Linked DNA regions of Homo sapiens: region 1 is linked to region 2. Evidence: chromatin contacts called from ENCODE Hi-C or POLR2A ChIA-PET data. All regions are on one chromosome and are shown on one strand. Each heading gives the region's core, a stretch centred on a gene start or an enhancer-like site at or near the end of the contact. The rest is flanking DNA. Distances are from core to core; before and after follow the strand shown. Region 1 has its middle 5.2 kb from the start of CFAP58-DT. Region 2 holds the start of OGA (O-GlcNAcase).

Region 1 (5,746 bases), core at 3,032-5,531, 2.5 Mb after region 2:
TGTGTGTGAGTTTATAAGTTAATTGTATCTTGCATTCATTCATCAAACTTTTTACTTCTAGTGTCTCCTATGGGGCAGCACCATAGATGTATTAAAGAAAAGACTGGTCCTCCCAGTCTGGTGGGGAGACATAGAAGTGAACACACAATGATAATGCAGTGAATTGACAGAAGATGCTCAGTCTTTCCAGCAGCACAGAGGAGAGGTAATTAACTGGGTAAGATTTTTTGGATGAGGCAACACTGAGCTGCCACTTGAAAGAGCTAACTGGACAAATAAGGAGTCATTGGATTTTCCAGAAAAGGGATCAGCATTTGTAAAGTCTAGAGGTGTTTGAAAATAGAGACTTTCAGGGGATAGTAGATATAAAAGCATTGGCCCATCATCAAAGGTATTTTGTGCTTTGGTTTTTAAAATTTTTAAAATATATTCACTGTGTTCATCTGCTTGTATTGCTATAAAGGAATATCTGAGACTGGGTAATTTATAAAAGAGAGAGGTTTGTTTTGGCTCATGGTTCTGCAGGCTGTGCAGGAAACATGGTTCTAGCAACTGCTTCTGGTGAGGGCCTCAGGAAGCTTATAGCCATGGTGGAAGGCGAAGTGTGAGCTGGTGTGTCACGTGGCAAGAGAGGAAGCAAGAGTGAGAGAAAGGATGTGCCTGACTCCTTTAAACAAACGGATCTCATGTGAACTGTTAGAGTGAGAACTCACTCATTACCTCTGCACCAAGCCATTCATGAGGGATCTACCCCCCATGACCCGAACACCTGAGGTAGAAACATTGGAAGTCATGTATCAACATGAGATTTGGAGGGGTCAAAGCATCCACACCATATCATTCACTTATTTACTTTTGTTTGTTTGTTTTTGAGACAGGGTCTTGCTCTGTCACCTAGGCTGGAGTGCAGTGACATAATCATAGCTCACTGTAACCTCAAACTCCTGGGCTCCAGTGATCCTCCCTCCTCAGCCTCCTGAGTAACTAGGACTACAGGTGTGCAACACCACGCCCAGCTCATTAAAAAAATTTTTTTTTGTTTAGATACCAGGTCTTGTTATATTGTTCAGGCTACTTATTTACCCACTCATTTATTTATTTATTATTAGTGGGAATAGGTTGTATGGAGCCATTTAGTCTTTTTTTTTTTTTTTTTTTTGAGACCAAGTCTCACTCTGTCGCCCAGGCTGGAGTGCAGTGGTGCGATCTTGGCTCACTGCAACCTCCGCCTCCTGGGTTCAAGTGATTCTCCTGCCTCAGCCTCCCAAGTAGCTGGGATTACAGGGGCCCACCACCACATCTGGCTAATTTTTGTATTTGTAGTAGAGACAGGATTTCACCATGTTGGCCACGCTGGTCTCAAACTCCTGACCTCAAGTGATCTCCCTGCCTCAGCCTCCCAAAGTGCTGGTATTACAGGAGTGAGCCATCGCGCTTGACCCACTTAAGCTTTTTAACCAATCTGGTCCACCGATTGACTTGTGCACGTCCTTACCAGTCCTGAGTAGGACATCAAACTGCAACCTTGGTGTCTTGGGCAAGAAGCACCAACTGAATGATCTAGCCTAACCAGTCATACCCAAAAGTAATCTGTGTGGGAGAAGAGAGCAGCTGCTTTTAAGCCAATAAAATTCAAGGCAGGTAAGACGACTGGGTAGTTATGACACTGCTGTCTCCTTCTCCTGGTAAAAATGCTTACCCGCTGTGGCTGCTCCCTCAGTGCTTCTACCTGGTGCCTGACCTTTCAGTCTTCCTAATAAATCTGCCTGAGCTTCGGTGCCTCCTCAGGTGTCACGAGGGGAGTTTGTCTGGAGACCCTTTGGGAGCTGATGTCAAATGCTCAACAAATGTTCTGTTAAGTTAGTGCTGCAGTAGTCTGGAAAAGGAGAAGATTAAAGGAATAAAATATGCCCCCAACAGTTTTGGAGAACACTAGCCAGTGGGGACTCTGCTCTGTCATCTAAGGTGACCATATGGTTGGCTGATAAATGATAACAATTTTCTGTAACACGTGGGCTTTTCATCTTCCCAACAGTCTGGAGGAAAAATATTAGATATGATGACAGGAGCAGTTTTTACCATGTCGTTAAGGGCCCCAAATGTAGTTTTTAGATTCCATAGACACTAAATCCAGCAATGCCACAAGAATGCCTGTGCAAACAGGATCTGTGTTGATGCAGGCTTTAAAATTTTTTTTTTATTTCTGATATATACAAAGAAAACTCACTTCATCTAGCTTAAACAAATAAGGTTATTTTGTTAGGAGGATACAAAGTATCTAGCAGAATCCAAGAGAGCAGGTGTTGCTGGGTCTCTCAAGGGACCTGCCACCAGGTTCCCACAGGGCATCGGCCACCAAGGAAGAAGCTCCCTCTCCCATCTTTCGCTTCCTGTTTTTGGTCTGTGGATTCCCCTCATTTATTTGCTTTATTCTTCCCTCCATACAGCCTGCCTTTCTCTGCCTCTCCTGGGCTTCACATGCTCAGTTCCAGACCTGAGCAATGATTGACTTGCTCTTGGTCCCTGTTATAAATTCCAAGGGAAAATAATAGAACTGGCTTCATGTGGGTCAGGTCTCCACCTTGACCCATCAGCTGTGGCCCTGGGGAGGTATGTAGGGTGGCCTAGAGCATCATGGCTTCAGAGAGGGACGTAATTCTGGGTGGGAGTTAATAATCTCAGAGGAGATTGTGGATGATACAGACACCCCCAAAATAGCCTCTGGGACCTCTCTGATCTATGACAGAGGTCGATTTCTGTCAGGGCACAATTGCTTTGCATTACAGGCTAGGAATTTACATGTAGGCCTGCAAGTCAGTGTTTCTGCTTTTTTGGAGGTTTACTTCATATCTTCACTGGGTACTATTGAAGAGGTGAACACTGGGTATAAATACTGTTCTTATTACTGTGTTACAGCACGCACCTGAGAAGTTCTAAGAGGCGATTCTATCCAGGTTTAAATAAGGAGCTTTGCAGAGGTAGTATATCTCATGATCATGTATTTGAGATATCTGGCAGAAAAAATGGGTGTGTTCTTGACTGTCCCTAGTCCTTGAGTTTGGAGGCACTTCTCTTCTATCCTTCCAAGGCTCTCTGCTATTCACCCATGCCCTCTTGTCAACTTTAGTGTCCACAAGTACCTGATAGGGACCTCACCCTGCCTAAAGCAGGATTTTTGGATTCTTGCCTTGGTTTCTGCCCAGTGCTGTTCCCCATACTTGAGATTCTTTTAACTTCCTTCCGTGTCTCTAACTCATACATATCATTTAAGGTCAAGTTCAAGAGCCATGTCTACCATGTACCTTTCTTTAAGATGTCATGGTTCACTGGGCTTCCTTACTTTAGAACTCATTCAGTAGTGATTCACTGAACAGTTACTTATACAGCAGAGTGCTGGCTGGTTATGTTAGTTCGCTAGGGCTGTTATAACAAAATACCACAGACTGGGTGGCTTAGAAAACAAAAATTGAGGCCAGGTGTGGTGGCTCACACCTGTAATCCCAGCATTTTGGGAGGCCACGGCAGAAGGATCACTTGAGGTCAGGAGTTTGAGACCAGCCTGGCTAACACGTTGAAACTCTGTCTCTAACAAAAATATAAAAAATTAGCTGGGTGTGGTGGTGTGCACCTGTAGTCCCAGCTACTCTGGAGGCTGAGGCAGGAGAATCGCTTGAACCTGGGAGGCGGAGGTTGCAGTGAGCCGAGATTGTGCCACTGCACTCCAGCCTGGGCAACAGAGTGAGATTCCGTCTCAAACGCCTCCACACCAAAACAAAACAAAACAAAACAAAACAAACAAAAAAATTGATTTCCTCACAGTTATGGAGGTTAGAAGTCCAAGATCAAAGTGTCAGCAGGTTTGAATTCTTCTGAAGCCCCTCTCTTTGTTGTGCAGATAGTCTCCTTTTCACTGTCATTCCTCTCTGTGCACACATCACATACCTCGTGTCTCTTTGTGTGACCAATTTTCCTCTTCTTGTAAGGATACCAGTCTGATCGGCCTTATTTTAACTTAATCACCTCTTTAAAGGCTCTATCTCCAAATACCATCACATTCTGAAGTAGGGGGCATCTGGACATTAACTTATGAATTTTGGAGGGACACAATTCAGCCCCTAACACCAGTGGAGACAGGGGTGAAGAAGACGTGCATCATCTTAGAGCTCCTGTAGTTTGACGGTGTGGTAGGGAACACAGGTATTAAGCAACTATTTACATGACTAGGCCATTAGTTACCACTGTGGGATGATGCAAGAAGTAGAATACACAATGCTGGAAAAGGTAGTCTGGGGAAGTGAGACTGAAAGTAATGTGAAGAAGTGAGATCTGAAAGAAGATTGGATGGGAGCCAGCCAGCTGAAGAGAGAAAGAGAGAGAGTCAAGTATTCCAGACAGGAAGATCAGCATTTGTGAATTCCAGGCAGTGGGAAAGAGCATGGCTACCCAGGGAATTGAAAGAACCAGTGTAACAAGGAGTGAGTGATGGGAGCTGGCACCAGAAAGTCGAAAGGGCCAGATTACACAGGACCTTATTTACTGACATCCTCATTTCAGTGCTTACTATATCCTGTCTCGGACTGTTGTCAGAAAATCTTTTAAGGGGAGTGTTGGCGTGCACAATTTGCTTCTCCTGATGCTCCTCAAGGGAGAAGATCGTGTCTTCAACTCCTTTTGTATTCTCTCTCCACAGTATGCAACATAGGGCTGGACATATAGTAGGTGCTCAAGAAATAAATTAAGTGGATATAATGAGAAATGAGATGAATAGAAGCACTCATTTGTCTAAATTAGGGGCTGACGCGATCTTGTTGGGTGTGTTTCTCCTAGAGGCTCTGAAAGGTGAGGACTTTGATACTATAATGCCACCTAGTGATTCTTGTTATTACAACAACACAGGGGAGCAGGGTGGTGACTAGTCTTCTGTAATCCAGAAAATTGGAAATCAAACATTTTGTTTCATCAGCATAAATTGATATGTCCGACCACCCATCCTTTCATCCATTCATCCATCTGTGTTGATGCCCCCTGCATCTCTTTCCTATGAGCTGAACATGTCACGCGCCTTTCTACCTCCTTGTGGTTCTTTGATTGCTCAGTCATATTTGGGTCTTTTTGTCCTCCTATAAGTAAGGTCTCAGATACCAGTATCTAGATTCTCTGAGCTCCCATTGTGCTTTCTGTTAAAATGGCATATACTAAATGATACCATCTTATTGCATTAGAATTAACTGTAGATGTTCCCTTCTGTCTTTCCCCTAATACAGATTGTGAATGCAAAGGGCAGTGACTCTGCCATAGTCACCTTGGTGCTTCCTGTGGGCAGCCTTGTGCCTACCATGCAGTACGTTCCTTAAAAAATTGTTTACTGGATTGAACTGCTGTCACCTATGCAGGGCACCTACTTATGAAAGCTCTTTTAGGAGATCCCTTGGACATGGGAAGACACACAGCCCTGCACTTGACATCAGTGCAACGTATGGGTGACCAGGGCCCTCTAGGTCTTTATTTTTGTTATATACTTTCAGAAATGTTATGGAGTTTCTCTGGATCATGGCAATCCTACAAACCGATGGTCCCAATGTGTAATCAGGTTTCCTGTGAACACACAAAGCAGCCTGAGCTGGGTTGCCTGTCCCATTTCAAGCTCATTTCTATTAGCTTGGCTTACAGTGTGGTTCAGCCTGCCTCTCCAGTTCATCTGCCACCTCTCCAGCAACCTCCATGCACATTATGACTCAGCCACATT
Region 2 (6,221 bases), core at 2,481-4,980:
GAGCAAAGATCTGAACAAATGAAAATTCAAGAATATTACTTCTGGTCCTTAAACGGAAAGGAATAAACAAAGAAAACTCAAGAATGTCCCCAGAGTATCCTCTAAGAGGACAAAACACTAGTTATGCACACACTGCAGAAAACAAACTCGCAGACCGATAACCTAAATGGTTGAATAAGCATCAAACTGGTATCTGGAACTCCCTAGTGTGCTCATCACAGCTCAAACCACACACTTTACATCTTGTCTAACCTTTACTTTCCACTTGTCTCAGTCTAATCATCAGTAAGAGATAAGGACAGCCTCTCAAGAGTACCATGAAGAAGGTTAATAAAAGCATTCTGAACACAAAATGTTCTACATAAACCCACACAATCTACATAAGAGACTAGTCTAAAACAAATTTCTGCAATGTATTTTAGCTCCAATCTCTAGGCAGAATGACTCCTCTGCACCACAAAAAGGACAATGACAGACCAAATTAAAATTCATTACATACCAATGTATAACTGTAGCACTTTCATCTGGACAATCTAATGTTAGCCTCTCACAAGTGATACAAAATATTCTTTTTTTTTTTTCTCAGGCGGAATCTCACTCTGTCGCCCAGGCTGGAGTGCAGTGGCACTATCTCGGCTCAATGCAATCTACGCCTCCAACTCCCGGGTTCAAGCGATTCTCCTGTCTCAGCCTCCCGAGTAGTTGGGATTACAGGAGCCCGCCACCACGCCCGGCTAATTTTTTCTATTTTTAGTAGAGACAGGGTTTCGCCATGTTGGCCAGGCTAGTATCGATCTCCTGACCTCGTGATCCGCCCGCCTCGGCCTCCCAAAGTGCTGGGATTACAGGCGTGAGCCACCGCGCCCGGCCAATATAAAATATTCTTGATCAGGCAGACCTATACAAGTCTTTAGCATCCCTACGGCACTTAGCATTATCATTTTTTTTTTAAGGAGTAGGCATTAAACATCCTTTCAGAGTTGCTCCAATATAAAAAAAGACTTTTCAAATGTCTAGCTTAATTAAACATTTTAATCTTTAGAAACCCTACCTTGGCTCTTTTGAGAGTCAGGTTCATGGTTTCGGTTGACTGGCACCACAAAGAGGAAGCAATGCTGTTAATGTAAGTTAAAAACCAAGAGAGTTTTGTGATGGAAAGAAAACAAAAAAGAAATCCTAGCAGTAACTATAGTATTTCTATGCTCATTCATTTTACGGCTGGTGCCAACCAAGAGGTATCAAAAAGAGAGAAAAAAAAAAAAAAAAAAAAAAAAAAAGCCAGGCGCGGTAGTTCACGCCTGTAATCTTAGCACTTTGGAAGACCGAGGCGGGCGGACTGCCTGAGCTCCGTAGGTGGAAACCTGCCTGGGCAACACGGTGAAACCCGTTTCTACTAAAATACAAAAAATTAGCCGGGCCCGTGTCTGCAGTCCCAGCTACTTGGGAGGGTGAGGGAGGAGAATTGCTCGAACCCGGGAGGCGGAGGTTGCAGTGAGCCGCGATCACGCCACTGCACTCCAGCCTGGGCGACAGAGCGAGACTCCGTCTCCCAAAACAAAAACAACAAAACACACAAAAAATCAGTGCTGGCTCAGGTGCTCAGTCACTAAGAAAATATACAAGGGCACGGGAGGGAGGAGGAATAAACGAGAGAATGGCAGACAACTCTGTTCTTTAAATAGGAAGAATCGCCTTTTAATGCTATTCTAAACAAACGAATTTAAACCAAATGAGTTTTCTCCTTTTATAACTGAAGGTATAATGGACTGGCAAGTTTCCTTAGACTCATTCCAGTCTAGCTCCGAAATTTCCCAGCACTCTCTCATCCCCACTCCAAGATCTTTGATAACAAAAACCAGATTCTTTTTCTAAAATCTCCCTGCACTCAAGCCAATAAATACAACGATATAAGTCACACAATGCAATCATTTTTGATGAATACTATATAGCAGTTTTCCATTCTGTAATCCCCCAAATTCTGCAAGACAGTTAACTTCGCTGAACTCTTTCATGCCTTACTGTAGCAGCAAAGTAGCCTGTTATGGTCTGTACCATAACCACCACCCATTTTTCGAAAGAATACTCTAATTTATATGGTGAAAAAAAACAGAAAAGCTGATGTTCTCAACGTCGAGAGCAATCCTTTTTCCATACCTTTTTGGTTTTTTAAATATATATATTTTTTACCCTTATCCACGCCATTACATACGAGAGAGATATAAAACAGACATCTAGGAAACTCTGAATCGGCCAAAATACTTCAGAAAATTCAAATACATGCTGTAACTGCGGAAAGACTAATAATGTAACCGATTCGTGCCTCTACAGAGCTGCAAGGTGGACTATCTGTCCATTCTCATCCAGAAACTGAAACAAGCATCTGGTAATTTTCCCTCACTACCAAAAAGTCCATCGTTCTTTTCGACTGTAAATGGGAAAAAAGGCGAGAAGGGCATTTTTAAAGCCGCTTCTGCGGTCACTAAATTCCAATTACGCATCTCAGATACTTCGAGAATCTGTGATTAAAGCCAAAGTTTCATCCCTCGAGAGCAAAGTACAGTAGCTGGGAAAGAGGGCAATTTTCTAAGTTGCAAATGAATCTTTGCGGGGGTGGGGGGAAGCAACAAAAATATTCTAAGCCAAGTGGAACTTGAAATACTATAGGCCAAACGTGCTTCTCTTCACTCCAGAAGTACAAGCACGTCAGTGTGGGCCGATTTTCCACAAAGGGTGGTGACAGAAGCACTACACATATTTTTTCACTGGAACCAGACAACCCTAGGGAATAAGATCCCAAGGTACAAAGAAGTAGAACTCAGAGGCTAACAGAACACCAGGCTCTTAACCACCGCCTCCTTAGGAGGTGGCCTGGCTCCAAGCCCAAGACGGGTGGGGTCAGACTTGTGAGTGGCCAGGGGGGAATTCGACGCCGTCTTAAGACGTGCAAGGAGATTCGCCCAACATCTCGTCTCTCCCCTCGCTTTAGGAGGGCCACATTTCAGACCCAGAGGCTTTCCGGCCTTTTAGAGTCTCCAAAATCCCCGCCACCACCCTCCTCCCGAGGACAGAACGTGTTAGTGCCAAAACGGGGAGGGAAGGAGGGCGCTCACCTTCCACCACACCGCAGAGGAACCGCCGAGCCCCTCCTGCAGCCCCGGCCACCGCCGCTCCCCCAGCCCCGGCGGGGTTGTCTTCTCCGGGTGCCGGAGCTGCCGGCGGCTCCAGCGATGCCCCCGCAGAGGCGGCAGGGTTGGAGCTGAGCTCGCTCTCCCGCTCCTCCAACGTCGCTTGACTCTCCTTCTGCACCATCCTCCTGCCCCCGGCCGCTGCCACCTCTGCGGGTCCTCCTCGACCTCTGTCCGTTGGGGCACCGGCCCGGAGCCCTGGAGAGGGCTTCAGCTCCAAGTGTGCGCCCCTCCGGCTCCTTCCCCTCCCCCTCTGCCCTTCCCCCTCCCTCTCCGCAGGGACCCGAATGCCCGGATGAGAAGGGCGGCGGCACCGGCGCGAGCCCTTTGTCAGCCGCAGCCTCGGCTTTAAGCTGGGGCGCCAGAAGCCTAAGCGGAGAGCGAGGCTGTGACCTCTCGTTCCCTGGAAGAAGACGGCCAAGGGTCCTGTCCTCGTTCTCTGCCTCTGCTGCCCTCCCGATAATCTTAGGTCTTCCGCTGTTTCCCCTCCAAGCCCCGAGCTCTCCCTCTGCTGCTGCCTCCACCGCCCGCTTCCTGTTTATCCGCACTGCGCTTGCGCTGCAGACCGGCTCAGACCGGTCCCCTCCGCCCGGCTCCCCCGCCTTCTTTGGGGCTAGCCTATTAAGCTTCTTTAGGTAGGGGGAAATAGAACAGGAGACGCGAAAAGCAGAAGGTAATGAAGGCAGTGGAATGTACCATTTCTGCTTGCCACCCTCCGAAACAAGCCTGGCACCCTGGGACGGACGGACCATTACCCGCCCCGAAGGAGGGGAGTATGGGAGGAGGCTGCCGCCGGTTGGGGCAATAGGGAGAAGGGGGGAAGGTGAAAAGGAGAGGTGTTTATTCTCTCAGTGCGCAGGCGCGGAGCCGCGGCCTCTCGTTCTTAAAGAGATAGGAAAGAACTGACCTACTTTCTATGGAGATTCTTGTAATAGGTGGGCTCATTACATCTGCCTAACCCAGGCTTGGTTCGGTAAAGACACCATTCCAAGGAGCTCAGCTCACCCCTCTGCCTTGAATCATTTTCCCCTAATCCCATTTAAAATGTAATCATTCGTTCATTCCTTCATTCAGTAGACATCTATAGAGCTTGCCTCGTGCTGGGCTCTAGAACACTATGAGCTCACAGTACGGTGGTGGAGACAAGCCACCACACACGCAGTTCCCACAAGGTGTCCCCAAGAACTTCGGAGCTCAGAACAGGTGATACTCACTCCTCCTTTGGGGAGAGGCCGTGGGCATGGCTTCACTTTTCAGCTGGATTATAAAGGATGTGAAGTTAGCCTGACTGAGCAGAAGGGGAGGGAAGACAGCACTCCAGGAAAGTGGAACGAACAACAGAGTCCAAAGGTAGGGAGGCATGAAAAGCCTGCCTTGTTTGGGAATGGGGAGCGCGCGGTGTGTGCAGTGGGGCATGAGATCCCTTCGGCCTCGGCATGGGCATCGCTTCCTTGGGAAGCCTTCCCTGAGCCCTAGATGGGTTTGGGTCTCCTTGCTGTATGTTCTCAGAGCTCTCTTGTAGACCTACCCTAATGCACTTTACATTTATGATGCTTGAGAAATCTATCTCAACCTGTGAGGTATAAACATGAAATGATGATTAAGACTTAGTAATGTCCATCTTACACTTCAGTCTGATATTTACCTTCTTTAGCCGTAGCCCAACTTGTAGTTTCAGGGACTTTCATGGTCCCTCTTCTTTTCAGTCCTGGATTGTTGAGATGGGGGTTAGGAGCAAACTTTTTTTTTTTTTTTGAGACAGAGTTTCACTCTGTCGCCCAGGCTGGAGCGCAGGAGCGCAGTGGCGCAATCTCGGCTCACTGCAGCCTTCACCTCCTGGGCTCAGGCTATTCTCCTGCCTCAACCTCTCGAGTAGCTGAGACTACAGGCACCCGCCACCACACCCGGCTAATTTTGTGTTTTTAATAGAGACGGGGTTTCGCCACGTTGACTAGGCTAGTCTTGAACTCCTGACCTCAGGTGATCCACCTGCCTCGGCCTCCCAAAGTGCTGGGATTACAGGTGTGAGCCACCGCGCCCGGCCGGACAAGCATTTTCTTAAGGGACCTCCTGTGCTGAGAGTTAGGGGCCATAGCAGCTTTACTGGATATTGTGGTCCGTTGGGGTTGAGAACACAATTTTTTTTTTTTTTTTTTTTTTGTAAGAGAAGAGGTCTCATTTTGCCACGCAGGCTAGTGCAATCATAGCTTAAGTATCGAATTCCTGGGCTCTCAAGGGATCTTCCCGCCTTAGCCATCCCGAGTAGCTGGGACTATAGGCGAGTGCCCGCCACCACACTCTTTTAATTTGTTCATTTTTGGTAGAGACGGGGGTCTCAACATCTTGCCCAAGCTGGTCTCAAACTCTTGGGCTCAGGTGATCCTCCAGTCTCAGCCTCCCAAAGTGCTGGGATTACAGACACGTGCCACCTCACCTGGCCGAAAAGAACTTTTATCTGAGGAATGAGAGTCCTTTTAAATTATCAGGCCCAGATGGCTGGGCGCAGTGTTGGTGTTTGCAACCAGCCTGGGCAATATTGCCAGACCCAGTCTTTATAAAAAAATAAAAATAGGCCGGGCGTGGTGGCTCACACCTGTAATCCCAGCACTTTGGGAGGCCGAGGCAGATGGATCACCTGAGGTCGGGAGTTCGAGACCAGCCTGACCAACATGGAGAAACCCCGTTTCTACTAAAAATACAAAATTAGCTGGGCATGGTGGCAGATGCCTGTAATCCCAGCTACTCGGGAGGCTGAGGCAGGAGAATCACTTGAACCCGGGTTGCGTGAGCCGAGATCGTGCCATTGCACTCCAACCTGGGCAACAAAAGCTAAACTCCATCTCAAAAAAAAAACAAAAAAAAAAAAAAAAAAAAAAAGCCAGGCGTAGTGGTGTGCACCTGTAGTGCTAGGATCTCACCACTGCACTCCAGCCTGAGCCACAGAACAAGACCCTGCCTCTAAAAAAAAAAAAATTAAAAAATAAATAAATCTTTAAAAATTAAAAATAAATAAATAGGCCCAGCGAGGCATTAAAA

What was found. A loop is a pair of places that touch in the nucleus more often than their neighbours do. ChIA-PET counts read pairs that join two places held with the same protein, here RNA polymerase II (POLR2A). Pooled maps may share reads with other maps.
Region 1: a map of gastrocnemius medialis shows a loop between it and region 2 (14-fold over the local background). The contact joins the enhancer-like site here to the promoter of OGA in region 2. A Hi-C loop is called at or near these places in 1 of 168 maps with a recorded cell type or tissue (gastrocnemius medialis) and 2 of 50 pooled maps. POLR2A ChIA-PET finds 5 or more read pairs at or near these places in 1 of 52 experiments (activated T-cell).

Annotation. Positions count from the first base shown.
Region 1 is chr10:104,345,495-104,351,240 of GRCh38, forward strand. It overlaps a transcript of CFAP58 not described here. Among named protein-coding and RNA genes, the nearest start is that of CFAP58-DT, 5.2 kb to the right of the region's middle. RefSeq lists a silencer at 656-715 and enhancers at 3,989-4,913, 4,384-4,503, 5,734-5,746. Within about 2 kb of position 4,282, at least 15 of the 41 ENCODE cell types and tissues checked have a DNase peak (open chromatin) inside an H3K27ac peak, as active enhancers do.
Region 2 is chr10:101,814,714-101,820,934 of GRCh38, forward strand. OGA (O-GlcNAcase) reads right to left here and starts at 3,731. Exons shown (of 16, transcript NM_012215.5): 1 at 3,111-3,731. The coding sequence starts at 3,309. It overlaps KCNIP2-AS1 (KCNIP2 antisense RNA 1), which reads left to right and starts at 4,355. Exons shown (of 3, transcript NR_045118.1): 1 at 4,355-4,535. RefSeq lists enhancers at 3,264-3,839, 3,641-3,760 and silencers at 3,291-3,350, 3,431-3,490.